Linked DNA regions of Mus musculus: region 1 is linked to region 2. A link is a loop called in an ENCODE intact Hi-C map of the cell type or tissue named here. Cell type or tissue: heart. All regions are shown on one strand. Region 1 overlaps Bicc1 (BicC family RNA binding protein 1). Region 2 overlaps Bicc1 (BicC family RNA binding protein 1).

The links. Hi-C counts contacts between places; a loop is a spot of excess contacts. Peaks named below come from ENCODE experiments on the same cell type or tissue, not always from the same donor. Only the 100,000 strongest peaks of a DNase experiment are listed, where the experiment ranks them.
Region 1: a loop joins it to region 2, with 2.2 times the contacts of the local background. A loop is called at or near these places in 3 of 42 quality-filtered maps.

What each region holds. Positions count from the first base shown.
Region 1 is chr10:70,967,104-70,972,103 of GRCm38, forward strand. All of the region lies in intron 3 of Bicc1 (BicC family RNA binding protein 1), which reads right to left. Among named protein-coding and RNA genes, the nearest start is that of Gm24486, 88 kb to the left of the region's middle. In heart, a CTCF peak has its summit at 2,437; DNase peaks (open chromatin) are centred at 78 and 2,428.
Region 2 is chr10:71,023,856-71,028,855 of GRCm38, forward strand. Bicc1 (BicC family RNA binding protein 1) reads right to left here. Exons shown (of 21, transcript NM_031397.3): 3 at 4,043-4,112. Among named protein-coding and RNA genes, the nearest start is that of Bicc1, 130 kb to the right of the region's middle. In heart, a CTCF peak has its summit at 1,912; DNase peaks (open chromatin) are centred at 1,616, 1,766, 4,376 and 4,776; H3K27ac peaks cover 2,170 bases.

The DNA of each region.
Region 1 (5,000 bases), 57 kb before region 2:
GATCAACAGCTGGTGTGGATCAGCAGCTGGCTTCCCAGGCCACAGCTTGGCCTCCTCTTCTGCCTTATTCACTAATGTGTGATTCGGTATCAAAGTAGATGGAAAACAGAGCTCGCCCGGCTGGTATTTCCCTAATAACGTGCTTTGTAAGACACAAAACAAACGCATTGCGTCTCATATGCTGACGGGATTTGGCTTCAAACTTTCCTTGAACAGAGTCACAGCTGAGATATCACTGACACGACCCCGTCCGTCCCCCGGGTCTAGATTTGATTGCATTTCCTTTAGGTTGGCAAATGACTCTGGGGATCAGCAGAGGTGAATTCAACATGAGGGCGACCAGCGGCTGCTCATACTTACTGTGGAACAATTAAGTTTCTCTCTGGACACCTCAGAGATAGACTTGAACTTTAGTTAGGGTTTTTATTGCTGTGATAAAATCGCCACGGACCAACAGCAACTGGAGATGTTTATTCTAGCGTATAGGTTTAAGTTCATCACCGAGGGAAGTTGGGGCAGGAACCTGAGGCAGGAGCTGATGCAGAGGCCAGGGAGGGGTGCTGCTTACAGGCTTGTTCCTCATGGTTTGCTCCGCCTGCATTTTTAAAGCTTATAGTACCACCAGTCTAGGGGGTGGCACTGCCCACACTGATCGGATTCTCCCAGCCCAGAGGTGGTACCGCCCACAATGAGCTGGCTCCTCCCAGCCCAGGGTGACACCGCCCACAGTGTGCTGGCTCCTCCCATGTCAATCATTTTCAAGAAAATGTACTATAGGTTAGCCTATAGGCTGATCTTATAGAGGCCTTTTCTCAAATTGAGGTTCCTCTCCTCTCAGATCGCTCCAGCTTGTATCAAGCTGACAAACAACCAGGCAGGACATTTGCTTTTTTAAAATAAAAGCTTTACATAGGCTGAGGTAGCAACATCTCACTTTTGTCAAAAAGATAGAAAACCTGAGCTGACTGATGAGCCCTGACTACAGATGATTTTTAGAATAGAATAGGAACAGAGTAGTACAGAGCCTAGAGCCCGTGAAGGAAGGTTCTTTCCCAACAGGTACCCCAATAAACTGAGTCAGGATAAGTGACCTCTTAACATGATGTTCAGGGTAAGGCGTGGTCCTCCGTGCCTGCCTTGGTTTAAAACAGAAAAGAAAGGTTACCACCTCAATAGCCAACAGGAGAGCAAAGGCTGTCTAGAATCAGATATATTTAAATTCAAAACCCTAGTTTGCATGGGAATAATGATCCCACACTGGGTGGGTACCCATCTGTCTGAACCCAACAGAGCCCAACATCAAGGTCCTATCAAGGTAGTCTTTGGAAGGATGATGCTCAAACTCTGAGAAAGAACCATTTGTGACACCCAGGTGACACCAGGAAGTCAAAAGAGAAAGCATCAGGAAATGGCCTTGGGACGTTTTAACTCAATTGCTCAGCTCTGCTTAGAAACAGCTATCCCTGTCACTGGAGCTTTGAGAAGGCTTTAGCTTTTAAAAAAAGGAAAGGGTGAGAGGTACATCCAACCAAGATGGCGCCCAGAGGTCCTTCTTCAGTTGGATAGAAGGAGCAATGAGCCTTGGGAGACACAAAGGTAGTTCGAGAGGGGGTCAGGCCTTTTGTGGGTGAAACACTAATTTCTCAACATGGTGACTAAGATTTGGAAATATAAAGATACCAGTCCATCATCATGCTCTCCACCGGCCTCCAGCCTTCAGGGGAAAGGGAGCAGAGGAAGGAGGGCTTATATGCATCTTCTCCGCCTGGAGTCTGGAGGGACTTCCCAAAGCTGTTTGATGCGATGCAGAGTTATAGAGACTTGGGGGGAAACCTAGAAATAATCTCAGAAAAGAACAACAGAACGCACACCAAATACGAAGCAGAATCAGGGCGCACCAGCAGGAATAATCAGTACCAGATGTCCTCATGGAGCGTGAGAACAGAATCAGAGGGAAGGGGCTTTATTGTACCGTTCTATTCAAGGCGACACAAACTAACCTCTGTCATAAACCGCAGAGGTGCCCTGCAGGTGGGAGACAGGTGTTTAACAAGTGTAGAGCTGCAGAGCCAGAGGAGAAGGAAGTTAGAAATGTAACTAGACTCGGCTTTTTGGCATCAGCCCTCTATATTCCAGAGATAAGGAAGAGGATTCTGGGAAGAGGGAGTTGAGGAAGCCAAGTGCCAGGAAGAAATCTGGAAACAGGGGAGTCTGCACAGGGGTCACAATGAGGTCACTGCACAGGGGATGTTAGACAGGCCGCTTTAATGAGGAGGGGACAGTGCCCAAGACATGCAACGTGATCTTTTAAAATGTGTTGCAATGACCTGGGACCCAGGAGGGGTATGGCGAAGGGAGACAACCAGACCAAATACTGGCCACCTGCAATGCAATCCTGGTCTGACCTCAGAGGTCCCCCTAATGGATGGGGGGGGGAGCACATGCATAAGCCAGGAAAGAGCCTCCCCAGGAAACTGAGATTACAGCAGGTTATGAGGACAGATCTAAGAGCCAGAAATGACCAATGCTCACTCTCTCCAAGGAATACAGGTCAACATGTGCATGATAGGCCCCAGGGGTCCTGCCTGTGGTCTGAGCACAGCAAAGCACTGTCATCCACAGCCAAGGAGGAGTGTGTCTTTTTAACAACATCTGGGGCCGTTCACAAAACATCTGACACACAACTGCTGGCTGTCGGTACAGAATAAAGGGGACACAGCAAGTCCTGTGAATACACATGTGACACCACACACACACACACACGAGAGAGAGAGAGAGAGAGAGAGAGAGAGAGAGAGAGAGAGACTGGAAGAAGAAACCTGAGGAAAGAAGAATTTAGGTCACAATCAAGGACGCCAGGAGACAAGCAGCCAGGTACTGGCCTTGACCTTGAAGGTACATCACTTCTGTGCTGTCTAGTGAGACAGTTCCCTTTGTTATCATGAAGGACAGCTCAGAACAGGTCCCCTGACTGTATGTTATAGCCTGTGTGTCAAGCTTCCTCACACGATCTCAAGAAACCTGAAAATATGCATGAAAATCTAAAATGCCTAAAATTAGGGAACTGGGCTTTCAGGAAAACTATCATTGGAAAAATGCCTAGGGTTCTTTTTTTTTTCCCTCCACCCCAAAGATGCACATTCTGAAAATGGTCCACACATCCCTCCCCCTGGGCCTGCCTGTTTCTCTGTGCCTTGTGGTCCCCCACTCTACCAAAGAAAATCGGGCCTTAACCCCTTAGTCTTGGGAGATGTGTGTCTTCAGGGTTGGAGGGCAATTTGAAATAGTTCTTGAATCACAAATATCTTTAAATCAAGATGCACCAAGCACGTTTCAAAAAGTAATACTCTGCTTACATATTGCAAGTAATGGCAACTGTGTGATCTCTGTCTTTAAAATTTTGCTTTTCCTTTGAACAGCAACAACTCCTCCTCTCCCCAAAAAGCCCCAGAAAATGAACAAGAAGCCCGAAAGGAAAGACAGTCAGTTTTTCTATTCCTAGAACTTTGATAAGTCAATTCAAAAGGCACTAATGATCCCATGGGGACCTGGGTGAAGGATATGAATAAATAATTCAGTGGAAAGTTGGCAATTATATAAATATGAAAAAACTCAACGTTAATCGTTGTATTGATAAAAAAATCAAGAAAAAATATGCTTTAATTTTACAGACAGCAAAGTCTCTCTTACATTCTTCATGAAGTTGCATATTGCTATAAAATGCCTAGAGTAACTTGGAAACATAAATAAAGATTTAGAGTATTATTTCTTTTAAGGATATATACATATTGAGAAGAAAAAAAGCCGTATTAATAGTGATTACTTCTTTTTTTTTTTTTTTCAAGACAAGGTTTCTCTTTGTAGCCCTGGCTGTCCTGGGACTCACTCTGTAGATCAGGCTGACCTCGAACTCAGAAATCCACCTGCCTTTACCTCCCAAGTGCTGGGATTAAGGCGTGCACCACCACGCCTGGCTAGTGATTACTTCTAAGTGTCAGAATCATGGATATAATTTATCTCACACTTCAATCTCTTGTGTATTTTCCATCAGAAACTAAAATATCCCCACATAAGAATTCAGAGGGTGCCATTCACTTCAATTACAAGCTCATGATGTAAAAGCAAATGCATTTAATTTAGAGCCTTTGATATTCCAGGCACTCTTGCCAGGATCCCTTTAAGAACAGAGACCTTTAAATGTTAAGGATAAGGGCCGGACAGCTTTCTCGGCGGCACAACTTGGCAAGGGGCTTTTGGCCGTGTTCGCTGTCAACGTTTTTTCTCCGGCATTTGCTGTGCTGTTGCTCTGGGTAACTTACAAACATACTCATTCCCTGGAAACCGAGTCCTCCAGTGAAACCGAACAAGAGTATTGGGGACAGGGTTATCGCCACTCAAGAACTGGATTTGAACAGAGTTAAGACGAATGGTGAAGGCCCTGTGCTTGTGCCCACTAGGAACTGTCCCTGGGAATCTTTCAAATATCCACATCCACATCTCTTTGTCTTTAGTACCGTTTCTGAAATCCTGGGAAGCAAGAGCAGGATGAGGAGAGGTTGCCTATAGTACTCTTTCTTTGAAAAATATTCCAATCTTTTTCTTGTTCTCCCAAGTCATGACCCCACCCAAGAAAGTTGGGAAAGTTGCACATTACTGTTGGTCTCTGTGTCTGACAGCCTTCTATGAATGTGTGTTAGTAAGAGTGTGAAAGGATGGTACCTTTCTAATGGAGGAGTCTCGGTGATGGCCTCTGAAAAGATCAGATTCATCTTCGTAGAGGTATCCCCATGGTTGGTGGTGGCACTTGGTGATGCTCTAAATGCCCGTCCTGGGGTGCTCTGGCTTTTGCTCTGCTCTAACTTCTTGGGTTTCTGGTTTGCTCTCCTGAAGCTTCAGGTATGCACACATGACCACCATTCCACTGAGAAGTCCCTTGGCATGGGTTCTCCTGTGATGGTCTTGCCCAAATCCGTGAAATCCTCCTGTCTCCCAACACATAT
Region 2 (5,000 bases):
CCCTGGAGAGACTAGTGCCTGTCACTTTGTCTAACTCCGGAATGAAGTTCCATCAATGCTGACCCCAGAGTTACTTGGAATTGGACGTAAAAACTTGAATATTAACCCCCATTTACCTTCAGTAGTCTACAAAGAGATTGATGAACCCATTAAAAGCAAAGAGAAGACTGTAAGAAAAATATTTACCTAATTTAAGAGACCGAGCCATCCAATTTGAGTATGCAGTACAGTCATCCCTGTGTGATAAGTTCTCATTACTAACTGCTTTTATCTCTGTGTTAGGGCCGATCTAGCCAGAATTCCATTTGGAAAAGCAAACTTGTTCAAAATGCTATTCATATTTTAATGAAGTTTCCTTAACTTAAAATAGGCCACAGCTCAGAAAAGCACACTCAGAGACTGAAAAGACTGCCTGAAGTTATTCCAGGTTAGTAAAACTTTATAGTTTTAAACACTTTAATCCTTAAATACTGGTTTCGCTAGCACAGACCTCAAGCTTTTTCTATGTAAACTCTTTGGCTTCAACAGCTCCAGTTTTAAATGCTCCCACACAAAATAAATTCATAGAGGAGAGAAGAAACATGAAGTATTTATTTGTCTTAGTTGTAACTCCCCTGAAGAGAATCTTGGAGTCACAGAGGCAGATGCCTGTTGCTGGAATCTTAAGTTCTCAAGTTCTTCTGTCTTAAATGAACCTTCTGCCTTCCAATAACCCAAACACTCTGGGGAATAGCTATAAAAATTCTTTATTCCTCAGTCTACACGCGTGCATGCATGTGAGTGCACACGAGTACCCACATACGTACATGCAGGCAAACACACACAAACACACGGGCACAGTGTGTTTCTGTTCTGCCTGTCTGTGTGCACTCCTATAAAATACTGTCAAGAAAACAACTTGGCTGATATACTTCCTACTCTGTCCTACCAAGCATTTGCTCAGAGGGGAAAGGAAGAAGGAGAAGGAAGAAGAATGAGAAGACGTGAGGGGGGCGGAGGAGAAGACAAACACCAGATGTTCCTTTTCTCGGAGCCACACGAAACGCAGAGAACTCTGGGTTATCTTCACTGCAAATGTCTCCTGACCATGAAGATTGACGGAAGTATCTTCTGCAGTAGTGCGCCTCTTAGGACGCCAGGACAGACAGCATTGTGGTGCTTGAGGGTGGGTTTCTCTTGTTGTCAGCTGTGGCTGCCCCTGCCCCAGTACCTGACTCCACATTGTCTTACCAATGAGAACTCTCCGACCCTTTAATAACCACCATAGGAACTTGTCGAATATACAAATCCCCAGCCCACCTCTTCCCGGGCCACCACTTCGGAACGATTGAGAACTTTCTAGAGAAGAATCTAAATTTTTCTAGCTGAAGTAAACTCAGGCTCTGGCTTTCTGCCTGTGTGCCAGGCAGTAACCACCAGCGCCTCTGCCAAGGCGGGCTGCACAGGCATCCGGGCAGCCCTTCTGATAAAGCAAACACGAGGGCTTAAAAGATAAGGTTCGAAGAGAGCTACTGGGAGCTAAATTTGGAAAACACAAAACTGGACTCCGGTAAGATGGAGGAGGCGGCAGACAGGAAGAGAGGGGGCCATAAAAAAAAATGTTTGTGTGGATGCAAATATTTAGGCAGAGCACCGGAAAAGCAGATGAAACAAACCCATAGTAGGGTCATCCCTCAGCAGGGCCCGGGGTATCTCCACATCTCTGACCTTCACACCACCGTGAGGCTTAGATTTAATAAATCATCTACTACACGGCATGGGCCCAGGAACACACATGCATACTCTAATCTCTTTCATAATGAGGGCTGGGAATGAGGGAAGACTTGAAAATGAACAGCCCTCTCTCTCTTACGACACACAAGGCCAGAAGGCAACAGCCCACCAGATGAGCAAACAACTCCCTTCCCAACACCCCCCCCTGCTGTTTAGTTTTACTGGCTACAGAATACAGTGGAACTTCATCTCAAAAATTAAACCATCTTAAAAGAACAGAAACCCCGGATATGGCAGTCTCTAGATGGTCCATCCTTTCGTCACAGCTCCAAACTTTGTCTCTGTAACTCCTTCCATGGGTGTTTTGTTCCCAATTCTAAGAAGGGGCAAAGTGTCCACACTTTGGTCATCGTTCTTCTTGAGTTTCATGTGTTTAGCAAATTCACAGTCAGCTAGTGGATGGATCACAGGGCCCCCAATGGAGGAGCTAGAGAAAGTACCCAAGGAGCTAAAGGGATCTGCAACTCTATAGCTGGAACAACATTTCTTAAATAAAAACACTCAACAACAGGGACTGGGGCCCCAGGGTATGCTTAAGTTTCAATTCACCCCCTTGGTTAACCAGGGATTTTTTTTTTAACAGTCAAATAAACAGAAGACAGGTGAGGCACTGGTTTCTTCTATTGCACATCCAGAACTAGACAGCCAGACCCATGACAAGAGGACTCAATGAATCAGGATAGAAGCATTTTCTTTAGCATTGAGCTCATGCATAGCTTACACAAAGACTTGGAACCACACACAAAAACCGAAACTTGTCTGATTTTGACACGTTAAAACTAGCGGTCCCAGGCTGGAGAGATGGCTCAGTGGTTAAGAACACTGGTTTCTCTTCCAGAGATCCTGAGTTCAATTCCCAGTAACCCACGTGGTGGCTCACAACCATCTGTAATGGGATCTGATGCCCTCTTCTGGTGTGTCTGAGGACAATGACAGTATCCTCATGTACATAAAATAAATCTTAAAAAACAAACAAACAACCCCCCAAAAAAACTAGTGGTCCCAATTCCTTGTCACCATGAGCTAAATAAAAAGTAATAAGACTGAAGTTTCTATAGGCATACCTTGTCTATACTCAGACAGACAGACAGACACACACACACACACACACACACACACACACACCCCAAATGCTCTGTAATATTATTTCTATTCTACAAGATGGGAACACAAAGTGAGACTGAAGGAAATCTAGACTAAAACACGAAAGGCAACCGAGACCCCATGCCGTGTTAAAATGCCACTTGGCAATATAGTCACAGAAGGTGGAACAAGACGACAAACTGAGCAGCAGCAAGATGACAAGACAAAGGGCAGACCACAGGACACAGCTCAGCTTGCATGAATGCTATATGTAGAACTGTTTGGTGGCATTCGTATTATTCTCCTGATAGCTATACAAATTTGTATTCTTCGTTAAATATAGACAAGCAGGATTCCTGAAACTATAGTATATTTGAAAAAATACATATATTTACATATGTACTATGTATACATATAGTATATATTATATTCCTATATATTATATTCACATACCTATATTTATATCTATATAAATATAATAATAAATATTAATATATAAGTATATATAATACATTTCTTAAAACACGTACTGGAAAGTCACATTAGAGAATACCATAGAATCCTAGAAAAAACAAATAAGACAGTGTTCCCTCCCATCTCTGACCATCTACGGGTAGGCAGCTCTATACATAAGGCAGGGAAATGTCTGATCTAAAATGCAGTTCATGCAATACTGTCATGTAGATGGAAAAAAATTCATTTGAGAAAGGAGGAAGTTACGGCTCATTCATGTGGAAGAAGGGCACAGTATATAGCAGCTCATAAATATAGGCCATGACAAAACAAAAAAAAACCAAAATAAACAAAAAACAAAACAAAGAATAAAAAAAGAACAACAACCAAAAACAAAACAAAACAAAAAACCACCTTAAAGTCTACACAAGGGAAACACACAGGCTACGACCCCCATGTAGAACTGCCATTCTTCATGGCTGCTGATCTGACAGATACCCTTCAGATCACAGGTTACTGTGAAGCCCGTTATGGTAACATTTCTATTTTAATACTATTTTTTTAAGCATTTTTTTTTCTGCTGCCACAAAGCCACCTATTTATTTTAATCATGAAAATCCTCCCCAAATACGGCTATTTGACAAGCACTTGAGGCCAAACGTGAACAGAACTGAGCTCCAGCAACCCCGGAAGCTCGTTTTTCAAACATACCTACTCCCCGTCCCAAATTTACCTTTCTTGGATTTAGCCCCGATCTTCAGTTTGGACGGCCATGCAATCTGCGTGTTTGTCTCCTCCATGATCTGAGTCAGGGATCAAGAGAAAAATATTGACTCAATTAAGAACTTGTATTTACAGATAAGATTTTCACACGTTCAAAAAAAAAATTCTTATTTTCATGTTTCTGGCTTTGTGTTGATACAACAAGATGATCTCAGCTTAAAACAATGCAAACATCTTTTTGAAAGCTCGAGGGAGAAGAGGGGGTGTGTTTTCCTAAGCCCTTAATCTACTGAGAGCATCCAAGTCTGTGTTGTTCTCTCCGTGAATCCAGAATCTTAACAGAAACAAGACCTCAAAGTACATGGACAAGTAATTAACCCAGCTTGTTGCCAGGACCATCAGAGATGCTTGCACTGAATAAAATTCACCCGAGACCATCATCTACATACTAGATGTGACTCTTGTAATACAGAAACGATGAGTTAAGCCATACTAAATGAAGATTTCCTCCCATCCCCCAAAATGAAACATCTCCTCCTCCCACTCTCTCTCCATTTGTATTTCATTAAAACTGTTGAAATGCTTCTAAACACAGCATCCCTTCATACTGCTCCATTTCCCGTCAGCCTTCCTGTGGGCCAAGATAGTGTTTATGCTATCGCTCCACCCATTCATATATGCAGATAATACCAGCAGAAGGGAGCCTAGCACATAACGTGAGAAAGGACAGGCAGCAGGCATCGAAAGTGGAGGTGGCAATGACGAGGCAGAAGCCACAGACGACAGCATGAGCGAAGCCAACAAGTAATCGGAAAGGAATCAGAGACTCCCAAGACAAAATAGTCTTTCTAGCTTGCCAATTCCACAGGGCTGTTCACTTGGGAACACGAATAGAAAACTAACTCTGCGCAGGCTAACAGGAACAGAAAATGCAACAAACTAACAGCAAGTCACTTATAGGTCTATCA